2 separate regions of the Homo sapiens genome follow, and region 1 is linked to region 2. The links are chromatin contacts, found by Hi-C or POLR2A ChIA-PET in ENCODE. All regions are on one chromosome and are shown on one strand. The core of a region is the stretch at or near the end of the contact, and the rest is flanking DNA. Distances in the headings are between cores, read along the strand shown. Region 1 holds the start of MESP2 (mesoderm posterior bHLH transcription factor 2). Region 2 holds the start of PEX11A (peroxisomal biogenesis factor 11 alpha).

Region 1 (5,835 bases), core at 3,329-5,828, 86 kb after region 2:
TCTATGAAGCCTGATGAATTTTGTTTATAACTGTTGAATGGATACATGCAAGTTCCCTGATAGACAGTATGTCAAGAGCTTTATAGTGTTGTGTGGCCTCGGACCAATAAATGATGTACCTACACTACATGTGCCATTATTTCAACCCAAAAAGTCTAGGGGTGAATGTTTTACAAGTTGTCCCTTATTTCCCCTTAGGAAATAGTTGTTTTTTGTTGTTGTTTTTTTTAAATTTTGGTTTAAACCCTTTTAAGCCATGAAATGTTCCATAACTAACTGCTTCTCTCCAAAGAAAGCCTGTTTGAAATCTATCCCACCTTCTTTTCATGTTATGGACCAATTAAAATTTTCTCTTCTTTATTCATAGCAGCTAGAATAAACTAAACGATAGTTGTTTGCCCAGAGTTATTCAACACCAAGTGTTACTTCATCATAACGTTAGAGCAGTGACTTGGGCATATTTTCTCCGATATATTTCAAAATAAATTCTGAGGAGAAAAAGTGACATAATTTCATTATTGAAGGTGTATCCGTACCTTCTGCCATTTTACCTTTTTTCCAAAGTTAAAATTATTTACATGGGCTGCGTACAGTGACTCATACCTGTAATCCCAGCACTTTGGGAGGCCGAGGCGAATGGATTGCTTGAGCCCAGCAGTATGAGACCTGCCTAGGCAACATGGTGAAACTCTGTCTCTACAAAAAGTACAAATTTTAGCCGGAGTGATGGTGCACATCTGTAGTCCCAGCTACTCCGGAGGCTGAGGTGGGAAGATTACCTGAGCCCGGGAGGTGGTGGCTGCAGTGAGCGGTGACTGCCCCACTGCACTCCAGCCTGGGTGACAGAGTGAAACCCTGTCTAAAGAAAAAAATTATTTAAAGAGATAAACATTTAAAACATTTAGATCAACTATAACCAAGGTTTTGGTTAAATCTGTATTCGCAGGCAGTACTTTTTTTTTTTTTTTTTTTTTGAGACAGGGTGTTGCTCTGTGGCCAGACTGGAGCACAGTGGTACGATCATAGCTCACTGCAACCTCAAACTCCTGGGTTCAGGGGATCCTCCTGCCTCAGCCTCCCAAGTAGCTGGGACTACAGGGCCCACCCCACCATGCCTGGCTAATTTTTTTTTTTCTTAGATGCGGGGTCTGACTATGTTGCCCAGGCTGGTCTTGAACTCCTGGGCTCAAGCCAACCTCTCACCTCAGCCTTCCAAAGTGCTGGGATTATCCCCACTAAAAATTTGATCCATTATTTTTTTAAAGGGTGAGTCAGCAAAATATGTCCTGACATGGAATGCTCTGAAACATGCTGTTGAATGAAAAAAAAAAAAAAGAAAAAGAAAAAGAAAAGAAGAAAAACAAATTACAAGCTGACATTTACACATAACAATGTACATAATGTAACTGGAGGGTTACTGTGTGTTTGCTAAGGATACACGTTTATGTTAACCCACTGGCCAGGTCTGGAACTACACACACAGCCTAATAACAGCTGTTACCTTTTGGGGGTTTATGGGGTTGGTTAAAGAGACTCCAACTTTATCTGTAATGTTTCCATTTCTCACAGTGAAAGGTAGTAGTTACATAATTTGTGTAATTAAAAGTTAATTTTTGAAAATAGCCACGCCCTCCCTCAAAAAAAAAGAAAGAAACAAAAAAAAAGATTAGCCAGTCATAGTGGTATGCGCCTGTAGTCCCAGCTACTTGAGAGGCTGAGGCAGGAGGATCACTTGAACACAGTTTTAGGGTACAGTGAGCCAAGATTGCATCACTGCACTCCAGCCTGGGCAACAGAGTGAGACCCTGTCTCTAAAATTAAAATAAATGAAGCCTGGGCACAGTGGCTCACGCCTGTAATAACAGCATTTTGGGAGGCTGAGGCAGGCGATCACTTGAGGCCAGGAGTTCGAGACCAGCCTAGCCAACATGGCGAAACCCCATCTCTACTAAAAATACAAAAATTAGCCAGGCATGGTGGCGTGCACCTGTGGTCCCAGCTACTCAGGAGGCTGAAGCAGGAGGATTCCTTGAGCCTGGGAGGCGGAGGTTGCAGTGAGCTGTCACTGCACTCCAACCTGGGCGACAGACCCTGTCTCAAAAATAAAACAAATAATAAAATAAAATAAAATAAAATAAAATCAGCCACAAAAATATTACAAGGCAGCTGGGCCTGGTGGCTCATGCCTGTAATCCCAGCACTTTGGGAGGCTGAGGAGGGCAAATCACTTGAGCCCAGGAGTTCAAGACCAGCCTGGGTAAAACCCAACTCCACAAAAAATGATAATAATGATTAAATAATTACGAAGCCATTTGCTACTTCAGGCTGCTGCAGGTTAATCTCTTCTTGAACACCATTGTCATGTTGATCTTTAGTTAGTTATTAGCTAATGATTTTTAAAATTGTATCACCCTTCCGCTCAAAAGTCCCTATGGCTCCCAAAACCAACTCCTTAACCTGGCCCCAGCCCAGGTGTGCTCTGGCCTTCCACATCACCACCCCAGTGCCCTGCTCCTAAGGCATCTTGGAAGGTCCCAAGGCCAGGTCTTTGCTTATGCAGTTCCCATCCGGAAAGCACGGCACCTGCCTCTCTCCCTACTCAAATCCTACGCATGGTTCAAGGCCCAGCTATGACTTCTTCACCTCTGTGGCCAGAACCCTAATGTCCCTGGTCTTCTTTTGACTCTTAGCCTCAGGACTCAGCCCTTTCCCCAAGACCACACAGGACATTGACAATCTCCTTTAAACTGTAATTGTTGCTGAGAATATCATTTACTTTATAAATTTTACTATCTCAACTATCCCTTACACAATCCCATGTAGATACTATCATTATTCCTGTTTTACTGAGCAGAAGCTCAAGCTCAAACAGGTTAAGGGCTCTGCCTAAGGGCATACAGCTACTGTCATACAATGGCCTGTTCACTTTTCTTTCCCACAAGACTGAAATCTCATTAGAGCAGAGACCATGACTAGCTCATTCACCCTGTGTGCTCGACATTTACTGGTTGCTAAATATGAATTCGGCCAGGCGCAGTGGCTGACGCCTATAATCCCAGCACTTTGGGAGGCCAAGGCGGGTGGATCACTGGAGGTCAGGAGTTTAAGACCAGCCTGGCTAACATGGCAAAAACCAGTCTCTACTAAAAATACAACAATTAGCCAGACGTGATGGTGCATACCTGTAGTCCCACCTACTTGAGAGGCTGAGGCAGAAGAATCACTTGAACCCAGGAGGCAGAGGTTGCGGTGAGCTGAGATGGTGCCACTGCACTCCAGCCTGGACGATAGACCAAGTCTGTTTCAAAAACAAAAAAAAGAGAATAAATAAATAAATATGAATTAAATGAATAAAGTCCATTAGTGCCTTGAAATCTAAGTACTTTCCTTTTATTTTATTTATTTATTTATTTATTTACTTATTTATTTATTTTTGAGACGGAGTCTCGCACTCGCCCAGGCTGGAGTGCAGTGGCACGATCTCAGCTCACTGCAACCTCCGCCTCCCGGGTTCAAGCGATTCTCCTGCCTCAGCCTCCCGAGTAGCTGGGATTACAGGTGCCTGCCACCACACTCGGCTGGTTTTTGTATTTTTAGTAGAGACAGGGTTTCAGCATGTTGGCCAGGCTGGTCTCGAACTTATGACCTCAGGTGATCCATCCACCTCGGCCTCCCAAAGTGCTGGGATTACAGGCATCAGCCACCATGCCTGGCCAGTACCTTCTTTATAAAACGATCATGGCAAACCTTCAGCTCACTTGCCAGGGCCTAAGTGCTTTACAGGGATCGCTGTACTTAGTCCAGGAACCATCCTAGGCATAGGTATTTTGTATCACTATTGGTACCGATGAGGGAATCTGAGGCTCAGAGGAGCTAAATAACTTAACCAAGGTCACAGCCAATAAAGAGGCCGGCTTGGGGACCCATTTTCGCCGGTTTTCATCACCTAGGGTACCCAACTCCTCTTCCCCAACCTAATCTATTCCATTTCTCAAGAGTAGATACAGACCATGGGCAGTGAGATGCCTTTCTTGGTGTGTCACTCAACAAATCAGAAACTGTGGATTTTGGGGACCCCAGAAGGGCCCACCTGCACTTCTTCCTCAGCCACCATGGGCAGGGCCCTCCGGGCTTGTCTTGATGCCTTATTTAATACAACAGTAGGCACAGCGTCCTGGGCACAGACCTCCGGGAGGTTAGTGATGAGAGAGGCACCCACTCCTCACGGGGTCCCTGAGGCACCCACAGACCATGGCACTACCCGCCTCTGTTGGGCTCCCGGGCACTCACCGTGAGCAGTGGACGGGGCAGGGGCGTGGGTGGGAGCGTGGTGAGAAGCTTAGCAGCTCCATCCAGATGCGAATTGTCCCTCCCATACTTCCCGGGCTGCAGGGGCCTCCATTTAGAGCCCCCAAGGAGTCAGAATCCACACCTCCGCAAATGGGCCCGCTTTCCCAGGGGCCCCCTGCCCAGACTTTCCCTGGGCTCTGTGGGTTTTGACACCTCTCTGCAACCTGGCGGGGGGCCACCTCGCACCTTTGGTCAACATAAAAGCTCAGGCCTGGAGGTGGCCAACCCAGCCTCCCAGAGCCTGCAGCCCGGCCATGGCCCAGTCGCCTCCTCCGCAGAGCCTCCTCGGCCACGACCACTGGATCTTCGCCCAGGGCTGGGGCTGGGCCGGCCACTGGGACTCCACGTCCCCGGCCTCCTCCTCCGATTCGTCGGGTTCGTGCCCCTGCGACGGCGCCCGCGGACTCCCGCAGCCACAGCCTCCGAGCTGCAGCTCCCGAGCCGCAGAGGCAGCCGCGACGACGCCCAGACGAGCGCGCACCGGACCAGCGGGCGGACAGCGGCAGAGCGCCAGCGAGCGGGAGAAACTGCGCATGCGCACGCTGGCCCGCGCCCTGCACGAGTTGCGCCGCTTTCTGCCTCCCTCCTTGGCGCCGGCCGGCCAGAGCCTGACCAAGATCGAGACGCTGCGCCTGGCCATCCGCTACATCGGCCACCTATCGGCCGTGCTGGGTCTCAGCGAGGAGAGTCTGCAGTGCCGGCGCAGGCAGCGCGGGGACGCGGGGTCCCCTTGGGGCTGCCCGCTGTGCCCCGACCGTGGCCCCGCAGAGGCGCAGACGCAGGCGGAGGGGCAGGGGCAAGGGCAGGGGCAGGGGCAGGGGCAAGGGCAGGGGCAAGGACAGGGGCAAGGACAGGGGCAAGGGCAGGGGCGCAGGCCGGGCCTGGTCTCCGCCGTCCTCGCCGAGGCGTCCTGGGGATCCCCGTCCGCCTGCCCCGGAGCCCAAGCCGCACCCGAGCGCCTGGGGAGGGGGGTCCACGACACGGATCCCTGGGCAACACCCCCTTACTGCCCCAAGATACAGTCGCCCCCGTATTCGTCCCAAGGGACAACCTCCGACGCGTCTCTTTGGACGCCACCCCAAGGCTGTCCCTGGACGCAGTCGTCCCCAGAGCCCCGGAACCCACCAGTGCCCTGGACGGCGGCCCCAGCAACTTTGGAGCTGGCCGCAGTGTACCAGGTATGTGTGGAGGCCCTTGCTGTGTTCCCCAGCCTCCAGTCTGCAGAGAATCTCGTACTTTTTCGATCCCAGCTTATCTACTCCAGGATTATCTAACGGAGGGGAGAATGGAAGGAACCCCCGGCTCCGTGGGAGAAGAGATGGGACCCTGGGAAGTTAAGGCCATCTCCACAGTCACCACAAGCAGTCTTCACAGCCATGGGAAAGAGGGGGAGCCCGCCGACTTTCTCAGAGGGTGGAAAGTAGCAGGGTGGGCGTGCTGGCTTCAAGTGCTATTAAGACTGCAGTGGGGGAAGGAAGTCCCAGG
Region 2 (6,281 bases), core at 503-3,002:
CTGCACCCGGCCTAAATGATTATTTTTTTAACCAACTTCCTTGATAAACCCTGCAGGGTACATTCTAGGTACACTGGAATTACAGGTTTCTATTTAATGAAATTTCTATTTAATGAAGCTTGTATATAAAGTAACCATTTAAAAAACCTATCAAACTAATGAGAAAGCCAGTATAGCTTGGTAGTTAAGTGGGCACTGGAGTCATTTGCGTGGATGTGAATCCCTCAGTTCTGCCATTGTAGTACCTATTAACCTCTTTCTGCTTCAGTTTCTCCATCTGAAGTGGGTAAAATATTTAGAGTATCTACCTCATAGGGTTGTGATGAGGGTTATATAAGTTCATAGTTGCAAAACACTGGGAACAATAGCTGTCATAAAGATGGCTTCCAAAAGCCTCATTATTGGGGCCATTCTAATTGATCTGTTTGTATCAGCACTTGCACACCCAGAAGAGAATGCAGAGCTGTTAAATAAAACTGCAACTGTAAATATTTTTTCATTAAGCAAGAATCAACCAAATCTCTAAAACATCATGAACTAGTACTGTATTCGTATTAAAGATACAATCTCTCAGTTCTTTTCGTTTCTTATGGAACCAAAAGAAAAAGAGACACAATCTCTGTTTAATATTTTCAGTAGCACAGCATGAACCTTAGAGGTGCAGTTAGTTCTTTCTGAGCTTCTCCCCACTGTATTTCCCCCCAATCCAGTTGGTGTGGTCTCATCCCCGCTATATTTTGTTTTACAATTTACAAAACTATTCCACATGCAGTATCTCAATGATACAGCCTGGGTAATAATGGAAGAGAACTTCTGTCTCTCCTCAAACATTTCAAGAGGTATTTGAGACCGGGCGCGGTGGCTCGCACCTGTAATCCCAGCACTTTGGGAAGCCGAGGTGGACAGATCACCTGAGGTCAGGAGTTCGAGACCAGCCTGGCCAACATGGCGAAACCCCCGTCTCTACTAAAAATACAAAAAGTAGCCGGGCGTGGTAGTGCACGCCTGTAATCCCAGCTACTCAGGAGGCTGAGGCAGGAGAATCGCTTGAACCCGGGAGGCAGAGGTTGCAGTGGGCCGAGACCGCGCCACTGCCTGGGCGACAGAGCGAGACTCCGTCTCAAAAGAAAAAAAAAAGAGAGATATTTGAAGTCACACCAAGTGGTTTGCTTCCCTAGCCACAAATACTAATCCAAAGTTTCTCTTTAAAGGAGATCCCTCGGAAGAATGTTGAGTGGAGAGAACCAATCTTTCTGTGCCCGGAGAGCAAAGTTAGGAGGGGAGGAGGATCTGTCAGCCGGTGTCCCGTCGTCGGCGGTCTCGAGGCGGCTAGGGTGCCAGGCACTGGGGCTTTCGTGCACGGGGCTAGGACGGGACGCGGGTGCGTTGGGCCCACTCACGTTGAATTTAGGGTAAGGAGGGGCTCGGATACTAAACTCCCTCCGTAGGAGCTGGCAACGTCCTTCCTGCTTCCATCTACTAGGCTATCACCTCCTTTTTCCCGGGTGCAGGGGAATAGGCACGGGAGCCGAGTTAGGGCGAGAAAGGGGCGGAGGCCGCTGGCACCTGACTCACCTGAAGAGTCGGTCCCGGCCCTGGGTCTGGTTGGTGAAGCGGGTGAAGGCGTCCATGGCTTCTAGCCCAAAGGCCACGAGTCGCACGGGGCTCAGGCGTGGGTCCTCTGGGGCCCGTCGGATCCCCAGGGAACGGTCAGTCCCAGGTTATCCGCTGAGGGGGAGGGGCTGAGTCTCTCCGCCCCAGAGGGGGCGGGCACACTTTCTGTAGAGCAACTTCGCGGACTTCCGGTTCAAGCCGGAAGTTGTGGTTACCAAGGCGACGCAACGCCGCCCGGCCAGGTGAGCAAAACTGATCTTACCTTTGGATGCCGGGGCTCCCCTCGAGTCCCAGGACTCCCCTTTACCTGTAGAGTCTCCTAGAGGAAAGTCTGAGGGGGTCCGTCTCCCCAGACTCGGGCGTTTCCGGATGCCTGACGCCTCCCCGCAGATCTCAGGTTCTCAGGAACCCGGGGTGATATCCCGAATGGTCTCTCCAGCCTCAGAACTCCCCTGAGCTCTTGCTTGGGACGGTGGGGCCTAATCATTTCCCAGCGCCGTGCCTCTTTCCCTTGAGCTACACCAGCTCTATGTCTGGTGAAGGAAGTGGTTAGGTCAGAGATAAGCCAATTTCACAGTGTGAACCTAGCATGGGAGGCGGATGAAGTGAGAAAATGTTCTGCTTGGATTATTGAACATTGAAAGAAGATTGTTACCTGAGGAAATCCTAAAAGAGTCATTATGAGCAAAGTGAAGCAAAAATAGATTGCAATGAAATTGCACCGCTGAACATTCGTTCTGTGCGGCTTGAAGAAAAGGAGCCTTACCCACTCCGTGGCAGTAATTTTATAAAATGTACCCTCTATAACCACAAAATAAGGTCGGCCGGTGCTGTGGCTTACGCCTGTAATCCCAACACTTTGGGAGCCGAGGTGGGCGGATCACCTGCGATCAGGAGTTGGAGACCAGCCTGGCCAACAGGGTGAAACCCCGTCTCTACTAAAAATACAAAAAAAGTAGCCGGGCGTGGTGGTGGGCGCCTGTAATCCCAGCTACTCGGGAGGCTGAGGCAGGAGAATCGCTGGAACCCAGGAGGCGGAGGTGGCAGTGAGCCGAGATTGTGCCACTGCTTTCCAGCCTGGGCGACAGAGCGAGACGCTGTCTCAAAAAAATAAAATAAAATAAAATAAGGTGAACATTTTCGTAATCTTTATTCCCTTGGTCAGGCCAGCTCCTAACATTTGCAGGCCCTGGGTAAGAGTACAAATGGAGTCCAGCACACCGTATGTTTAAATATTTTAGTTATAAATCAAGCAACAAATTGTAAAGTAAAATATAGTCTGTTTTCCTACATTGACAAATAGACCCTCATAATGATGTAGAAGGCCAGGTTCATCTTCAGAATCCCTAGACTCCTTAGAATACCTGGAAACACAGCTGGAATATGGCAGTGTGGGGAGAAATGGCTCCCAGTCTTTTCCCACTTCCCTTTCTTTTCTGGTTTCTGGTGCCCACCTGCATTCCCTGCCAGGAGCCTTGTATACCATCCTGATACTCCAAGCCACATCCAACGTCTGCCCGTACCTCTGCAAGCAGCCATGCCTTTGCCACCTTTTCAGATCGAGGAGTGCTCACATTAGCAGCTGGGTCTGCCCTCAGGTGAAAGCTGAGAAGGGCTCATGCAGGCCATGGTGTCATTTGGGCAGTAAATTCCAGGGGTATTGGTACCCTGAACATGGTCTAGACTCCAGAAGAGGGAAACTAGGCTTTGGGTGAGCATATCTCCTTGGCCCCATGGGTTACTCATTTTTTGTAGAGGAAAGAGCCTCGAAGAGAGCCAGAAGTTTTCTCTAAATACGTGGCCCAGGTCAGGGCAATTCTGCAAGCAATGAGAATTTATTGAGTCCTGGCCATATACCAACCACTGTGCTAAACTCTAGTCGTAGGGTAATAGGTTAACAAGGAACACAGTAAACTGATAAGTACAACACAGAGATATGTTAGATGATAGAGGTGAGCACAGGGTGCTTCTAAACACAGATGTGTATCATCTGTTTTTTGTTTTTGTTTTTGAGACAGAGTTTTGCTCTTATTGCCCAGGCTGGAGTGCAATGGCGCAATGTCAGCTCACTGCACCCTTCGTCTCCCGGGTTCAAGCGATTCTCCTGCTTCAGCCTCCTGAGCTGGGATTACAGGCATGCGCCACCACGCATGGCTGATTTTTTATATTTTTAGTAGAGATGGTGTTTCACCATGCTGGTCAGGCTGGTCTGGAACTCCTGACCTCAGGTGATCCACCTACCTCGAGCTCCCAAAGTTCTGGGATTACAGGTGTGAGCCACCACGCCTGGCCTCATCTGTTTTTTATACCTACAATTCTGCCTTTTTCACAATATCATATAAATTGAATCATATAGTATGTAGCGTTTTCTTTTCTTTTCTGATTTATTTTACTTAGCATAATGCATTTGAGATTATCTATGTTGTGCACATCAGTAGTTTGTAATTTTTTATTCCACAATGTGAATGTATTATAATTCATTATCCATTCACCCACTGAAGTACATTTGTGTTGTCTCTAATTTGAAGCCATTATAAATAAAGCTGCTATAAATATTTAAGTACAGATTTTGATGTGAAACATAAGTTTTAATTTTCCTACTGTAATATGCAGGAATGTGATTGCTGAAACATATGGTATGTTTAACTTTGTAAGAAACTGCCAAACTGTTTTCCAAAGTGGCTATCCTATTTTGTATTACCACTGACAATGCGTGAGAGCTTATCTGTTTGCCTGTTGGTGGACATTGGGTTGTTTCCACTTTGGGGCTCCTACAAATAAAGTTGTAATGACTGTTCGTGTACAAGTCTTTGTATGGACATATGTTTTCAGTTCCCTTCTACCACTCCTAAGAGTGGAATGACTGGATATGATGGTAGATAATGTGTTTAACTGTCCTGCAGGGGACAGGCCTATGCAAACCTACCCCTAAAAGTCTGAGAAAGCTGAGAGGCCAAAGCAAGAGGCTGACATACCCAGTTTCTCAGAAACAAACATTTAATAAATAAATACAATTTAAACAAACAAACAGAAGCCATGTCTCAGGAGCAAGACAAGATGGTGGATCCCTGCCATTATCCACCAGACCCAGGGTTTCTGTGCTATAGAGAAAGGTGCTTCAGAAGGAATGTGTAAGATAATTGCTTAAGGACAGAATTTATGGCAAGAATGATAACATCAAGGTTGTTTTGACCTAAGGGCAATATTTACAGTAAGTGGTGCTCTTACACAAGGAATGAGTCAAATGGAAATCTTAGAGGTTTTTCTGGAACTGGGGATAATCAGAAGTTAACATGGAGGATTAGCATCTAAGATGGAGTTGCTTTGGCCTCCACATTAGCGTTTTAAGAAATTGCCAAACTGTTTTCCAAACCAGTTGTACTATTTTGGTTTCCCAATAGTGTGTATGAGCATTCTTATTGTACATCTTCAACAACACTTTCATGGTCTATCTTTTTAACTTTAGGCATTTTAATATACGTGTAGTGGTATCTCATGATTTTAATTTGCATTTCACAAATGACTAATGATGCTGAACATCTTTTTATGAGTCTATCTGCCATCTGTATATCTTCTTTGGTTAAGTATCTGTACAAATTTTTTGCACATATTTAAAAATTGTTGGGTTATTTCTTTTTTTTTTTTTTTTTTTTGAGATGGAGTCTCGCTCTGTCGCCCAGGCTGGAGTGCAGTGGCACGATCTCGGCTCACTGGTTTCACACCATTCTCCTGCCTCAGCCCCCCGAGTAGCTGGGACTACAGGTGCCCACCGCCATGCCCAGCTAATTTTTTGTATTTTTTAGTAGACATGGGGTTTCACCATGTTACCCAGGATGGTCTCGCTCTCCTGACCTCATGATCTGCCCGCCTTGGCCTCCCAAAGTGCTGGGATTACAGGCGTGAGCCACTGCACCCGGCCGGGTTACTTCTTTTATTACTGAGTTTTGAGAGTTTTAAAAATACTCTGGACAAAAGTACTTTATCAGATAAGTGACTTGCACATATATTTTCTCCCCATCTGAGGATTACCTTTTATTCTCTTAACAGTGTGTTTTGAAGAAACACAAGTTTATTTTTGAAAAGGTTTAAATGACCAGTTTGTTCTTTTTAGGTTATACTTTAATGTCATATCTAGGAAATCTTTGTCTAAGAGAAGATTGCCAAAGTTTTCTTCTAGAAGTTTTATAGTTTTCAGTTTTACATTTAGGTGTATGATTTTACTTTGAGTTAATTTTTGCATATGGTGCAAGGTATGGATCGGCATTCATTTTTTTCCTATATAGATATCTAATTGCTCCAGCATTATTTGCTGAAAAGAATATCCTTTTTCCACCGAATTGTCTTTGTGCTTGTGTCAAAAATAAGTTCTCCATATATGTTTGCATCTAATTTAGGACTCCCTATTTGATTTCATTGATCTGTTTGTTTATTTTGATACCAATACCACACTGTCTTGAATATTGTAACTTTGTGATAAGTCTTGAAATTAAGTAGTGTTAGTCCTCCAATTATGAGTTGTAAAGTTAGCTTCTTAATTTCTGGAAAAAAAAAAGCCACCTGGGATTATCATAGGGATTGTGTTGAATTTGTACATGAATTTGAAAAGAATTGACATTTTAACAAAATTGAGTCTTCCAACTCATAAATAAGGTATCACACTCTCCATT

Evidence for each region. A loop is a pair of places that touch in the nucleus more often than their neighbours do. ChIA-PET counts read pairs that join two places held with the same protein, here RNA polymerase II (POLR2A). Pooled maps may share reads with other maps.
Region 1: a pooled map shows a loop between it and region 2 (2.3-fold over the local background). The contact joins the promoter of MESP2 here to the promoter of PEX11A in region 2. A Hi-C loop is called at or near these places in 1 of 168 maps with a recorded cell type or tissue (heart right ventricle) and 2 of 50 pooled maps. POLR2A ChIA-PET finds 5 or more read pairs at or near these places in 2 of 52 experiments (OCI-LY7 and WTC11).

What each region holds. Positions count from the first base shown.
Region 1 is chr15:89,771,754-89,777,588 of GRCh38, forward strand. It overlaps MESP2 (mesoderm posterior bHLH transcription factor 2), which reads left to right and starts at 4,579. Exons shown (of 2, transcript NM_001039958.2): 1 at 4,579-5,528. The coding sequence starts at 4,605. It overlaps LOC124903550 (a long non-coding RNA gene), which reads right to left and starts at 4,856. Exons shown (of 2, transcript XR_007064751.1): 1 at 4,537-4,856; 2 at 341-3,298. RefSeq lists a silencer at 4,843-5,002.
Region 2 is chr15:89,689,002-89,695,282 of GRCh38, forward strand. PEX11A (peroxisomal biogenesis factor 11 alpha) reads right to left here and starts at 1,753. Exons shown (of 3, transcript NM_003847.3): 1 at 1,576-1,753. The coding sequence starts at 1,631. WDR93 (WD repeat domain 93) reads left to right here and starts at 1,810. Exons shown (of 17, transcript NM_020212.2): 1 at 1,810-1,856. RefSeq lists an enhancer at 1,588-1,677.